2 separate regions of the Mus musculus genome follow, and region 2 is linked to region 1. Evidence: chromatin loops called from intact Hi-C (ENCODE). Cell type or tissue: heart. All regions are shown on one strand. Region 1 has its middle 33 kb from the start of Chn1. Region 2 overlaps Chrna1 (cholinergic receptor, nicotinic, alpha polypeptide 1 (muscle)).

The links. A loop is a pair of places that touch in the nucleus more often than their neighbours do. Peaks named below come from ENCODE experiments on the same cell type or tissue, not always from the same donor. Only the 100,000 strongest peaks of a DNase experiment are listed, where the experiment ranks them.
Region 2: a loop joins it to region 1, with 6 times the contacts of the local background. A loop is called at or near these places in 6 of 42 quality-filtered maps.

What each region holds. Positions count from the first base shown.
Region 1 is chr2:73,806,830-73,809,329 of GRCm38, reverse strand. No RefSeq gene overlaps it. Among named protein-coding and RNA genes, the nearest start is that of Chn1, 33 kb to the right of the region's middle. In heart, a CTCF peak has its summit at 1,475 (motif pointing right); no DNase peak of the experiment used is centred here.
Region 2 is chr2:73,577,486-73,579,985 of GRCm38, reverse strand. All of the region lies in intron 1 of Chrna1 (cholinergic receptor, nicotinic, alpha polypeptide 1 (muscle)), which reads left to right. Among named protein-coding and RNA genes, the nearest start is that of Chrna1, 1.6 kb to the left of the region's middle. In heart, no CTCF peak of the experiment used is centred here; no DNase peak of the experiment used is centred here.

The DNA.
Region 1 (2,500 bases):
ATCACAGTTGAGGTCCAGCTTCTTCATCATGTGGTCAAGGACACTGGGGTCCTTCTGGTTCTTTGTAAAGGCAGCCAGCTCTGTGTTCATGAAGGAAAGGAATTCAGCTTTGGAGAGTTGAGAGCTGTTTCTTTGCAAAGATGCCTACAGAGACTGAGAGATGCATCGAATCCCTGATTGCTGTTTTCCAAAAGTACAGCGGGAAGGGTGGAAACAGCTCTTCTGTTGCTCTTCTTATTGTTAACTGTTCTTGCTAATTGAAGTATGTCAACTGGGATATGTTTTTGTGTGTGTGTGTGTATAAAAAGCCAAGATCAGACTCCTCTTCTCCCAGCCACCATCAGCCACAGTCACAGCCAGACCTCGCTCCTCACACCTTTAATCCCAGCACTCAGGAGGCAGAGGCAGGCGGATTTCTGAGTTCGAGGCCAGCCTGGCCTACAGAGTGAGTTCCAGGACAGCCAGGGCTACACAAAGAAACCCTGTCTCGAAAAACAAAACAAAACAAAAAAATTATAGTCTAAAATAGTTTAAACATTTCTCTTTTTTTTTTCATTTTTATCAGCCTTTCTTGGTAATAATAAATTCAAGAAATTATAAAGACAACCAAGAAACATCATAAGTAGAAGAAAAGATAATGAAAAGTAACAGTGAAGATTTTTTTAAAGATTTATTTATTTTTATGTATATGAGTACACTGTAGCTGTACAGATGGTTGTGAGCCTTCATGTGGTTGTTGGGAATTGTGTTCAGGACCTTTGCTCACTCCCGTTGGCCTCTCTCGCTCAGTCCCGTTGGCCTCTCTCACTCAGTCCCTGTTTGCTCTGGCCCAAAGATTTATCTATTATTATACATAAGTACACTGTAGCTGTCTTCAGACACACCAGAAGACGGCATCAGATCTTGTTATGGATGGTTGTGAGCTACCATGTGGTTGCTGGGATTTGAACTGAGGACTTTTGGAAGAGCAGTCAGTGCTCTTACCCACTGAGCCATCTCGCCAGTCCGAAGATTGGTTATTTTTAAAATAAAGATGGCTGGATATGCTGAATCGCATGGACACATAAAGGACACTGGCTGATTTTGTGATACGGTTGATTCTGGTTTTGTTCCCCCTGCCCCCAAGCATCACAAAATGAAATAGTTTAATCTCATGGAATTCCAGAAGGGACGCAGGTTGGACTGTCACAGGGGCTCCGCTCAGAGATGGTGGGCACTGGGGAGCTAGGGAATTGAACAACATAAGAGGGCAGAATGGGAACCTCGTTTGGTAGAGAAGTAAACCAGGAGTCAATAAAGATGGCTGTAGTCTGGGTGTTATGATGCAGGGACCCAGCTCTGTGCCACCCATGTTCCAGTTATGCCTCAACCTCACAAACTGCTGAGTGTGCTCAGAAGTCACGGGGCAAAGGAGAAGGTATGGAGACTCCCTTTGCGGCGGCCTGTGGGCTAGCCAAGAAGATCCAGGCCCAGGAGCAGCAGATGGCAGCAGAGTCAAGTGGTGGAAGGAGTGGGAAGATTTTTAAAAAAAAACCAAAAAAACGTTTTTTTGGGAGCCGAAGTGATGACTCAGCAGCTAAGAGCCCTTGCTCGCGCAGAGGACCCAGGTTCAATTCCCAGCACCCACATGACAGCTTACTGTTACACTGTGTCTGTTGGCATGAGGAAGGGGAGAGAAAACAGCAGTGGGCTTGTGAAACAGCAAAATCTTTTATTATCGCCACCGCATAAACAAAGTTGCTGATCATCAGGGCTACCAGAGGAGGGCTAGGGAGCCTCTTTCTCCTGGCAGCCCAAGCAGGGGCTGAAACAGGGTCTATAAGCATAAAACCAGCAAGTATCTGAACCAAGTTACAGTTGTAATGTTTACCAATCGATTAGGGACTTTCCCAAGTGTCCCATCACTATCAACTGACATGAATGTAAGTGTTTTTTTTTTTTTTTCAACCAATCAAATTCATTTGTTCTGTGGTTAGGAATAGGCATTATGTTTTGGGGAACTATTGTTACTTAAAGAGGGAGTTGGCCATCTTAGGTAAATGGAGTCTGAAGTCAAAATAGCAGTACCTGATGAGAAAGTTCCTTTTATCTGTTCCCAGCACTTACAACCATCTGTAACTCCAGTCCCAGGAAATCCAATGTCCTCTTCTGGCCTCTGAGAGTCCTGCTTGCATGTGACACCCAGACATTCATGCAAGCAAAACACCCATACACACAAACATTTAAAAATTAAAAAATTAAAATTACATTTTGTAGCCAGACTTTTGCTATTTTTGTGGGTTCTTCTTTCTTCCACCCTCCTCTACCCTTTTCCTCCCCTTTCAACCCTCTAGACAGGAAAGAAAAAAGGATAGAGGGGAAAGAGAGTGACATTATTGTTGGACTACTTCCTGCTGATTAGGCCTCTAGTTCCTTGGGAGTAAGTTAAATTTTCCCCATCAGGATATCTAATGTCTTATTTCTTCTTTGCACACAACTACTTAGCAAACCAAGACCAATA
Region 2 (2,500 bases), 230 kb after region 1:
CGCAGGCTCAGCCATGTGATCATTGTAGCGCCACTTGTACAGTCTGAGCCACTGGTGGACTATGCTATCATTCAGAGCTACCTTCATGTTCAGATGTCTAGCAGTCATGTCCAACACTCAGCCGGAGGGCTGCATGTGGCCAAAAAGATCTAGGAGCAATGCAAAATCATACATTATTTAAACTTTGTTATTTTATTTTTGATATTATATTATTGTTGTTGTTAGTAGTAGTAGTAGTAATAACTAGATTGCATAGTTTGGGTGTGAACTTTGTAACTGTTGGGCCTTTTGTCACTCTAGAATTTGTCTGAGAATGAAGAGGTTTGATTGACAGCTACAGGTGCCAGGAAAGAAAACTTGTTAACAAATGTAACTAAACTGTCTCTACAAAGAAACTGTTTTATCCTGTTTAGTTTTTTTTTTCTTTTTTTTTAAGTTCAGAGATTCGTTTTTTAAAGTCCACCACCCCAGACTTTTTAAGGATCTTACTGATAGGCAGGTTTTATGTCTGAGTTGGACTTCTGAAACCTAGCACAGCCCTTGACCTACTCTCTGCTCTGGAATGTGTCCATCACAACAGCTGAAACGCTATCCTGAGCCCCAGACTTCCGGAAGAGGGAAACAGGAGATGTGTGTTGATCACTTCCGAGGAACTTACTGGATCCCATCCCTCTGAGGAGCAAGGTGGTCTAAAGCCTGCAGCTCCCCTCGCTCTACCATTGCTCTGACAAACACAAGCCTTCCAGGCAAGAACAGAGAGGAGATATATATATATATATGTTTGTTTGTTTCCAAAATCAGAGTTAGAGGAAATATCTAAACTCAGATACCTTCAATCCTGTGGAATTTGAAGTTGATCCAACCGAAGCAGGCTCAGCATGTGCATGCATGAGTTTACAAACACTACACTCAGTGAAAACTTGTTTTTAAAAAATTTTTTAAAAGATTTTTAAAATTTTTATGTGTATTAATGTTTTGCCTGCATGTATGTGCACCACATGTGTGCCTGGTGCCTACAGAGGTCAGAAAAGGGCCTCAAATCCCCTAGAGTTGGAGTTACAGATACCCACGTGAGCCACCATGTAGGTACTGGGAACAGAACCTGGGTCCTCTGCAAGAGCAGCCAGTGCTCTTAACTTCTGAGCCGTCTCTCCAGCCCCCTCAGTGAAAATTCCTAAGTGATATGCTTCTAAAAACACCTACAAGACCTCTTAGAACAGCAAAGTTCATGTGCAGCTGTTAAGAGATGTCTATGCTGTGTGCTTTGATCAAACCAAAATTTCCTGGGTTGATTCCACACGTAGTCTGTAAGAAGCAGAGGAAGCCCTGAGCAGGTGAAATCCTGGGTAGGTATGTGTGTTGACATGGGTGTGGCCATGTCAAGAACCCCCAAAAGCCTCAGACCCATGGAGGGGAATGGGAAAGCCTTCCTCTGGTTCACTTGTGAATATTGGAAGGATGTGTTTTCCGCCCCCTGTGTATTATGGATGATGACTGCAGAACTGTTCCCATGGAGACAGCTAACCTGGCCCCCTTAATCCAACTGTATTTTATAAACCCTGCATCCCTGCTTAACTGTATGCAGTAACTCTTCCCCCCATTCAATCTATTCAATAAACACATTGAGCACCCTGGGTTCCAAGGTTTCTTTGCCTGAAAGGCCAGACCATCCAATCATAGCTTTTCTGTGTGTCCATGTGTCTGTGTCCACATGTCTGTCTATGTTTCTTTCTCAGTTCCCTCACTGTCCCAGTCAGGTCCTTTTCTAGAGCCATGCAAAGGTTGGAACAGTAGTCCATAGGAATTTAGAATTATAAAATGCAGCCCAACACCCTAAATTTATTTATTGTAAGGAAACTGAAGGTAAAAGATATAAACTGGCCTGCAAGGTGGCACACCATACATTTTAGAATGTGATCACTTAAAACCTTTGTGTGTCTCCCCCTCTCCCCCCCCAGGCCTAAAACAACCTGAAATCACCAAGATAGAGACGTAGCATGAGGTTGGAGTAAGGTTTACCCAAGGTGGCTCACTACAGCTCAGAATTCTATTCGTCAAAACCAGGGTCCTGTTCCCTGTGGGACAAATAAAAATTGGGCTGATCGGGGGGAGGGTATAGGGGGCTTTGAGGATAGCATTTGAAATGTAAATGAAGAAAATATCTAATAAATTTAAAAAATTGGGCTGATGAGATGGCTCAGTCAGTAAAGCACTGGTCTTACAAGCACAGGACCTAGTTCAATTCCTCACAACCTATATTTAGAAAACCAGGTTAGTGGCAACGTCTGTACTCCCAGCCCTGGGAAAGGGAAGGCAGAGAGATCCCGTGTGCTTCCTGGCCATCTAGCGTAACCTACATGATAAATTTTAGGCTAACGACAGGCCATCTCCAAAAAGATGTGGATCCCTGAGAAGTGACATCTGAGGTTGTCTTCTGGCTTGCACACACATGTACACATATATGTACTTGCATACACACATGCAAATACACATGGCCACA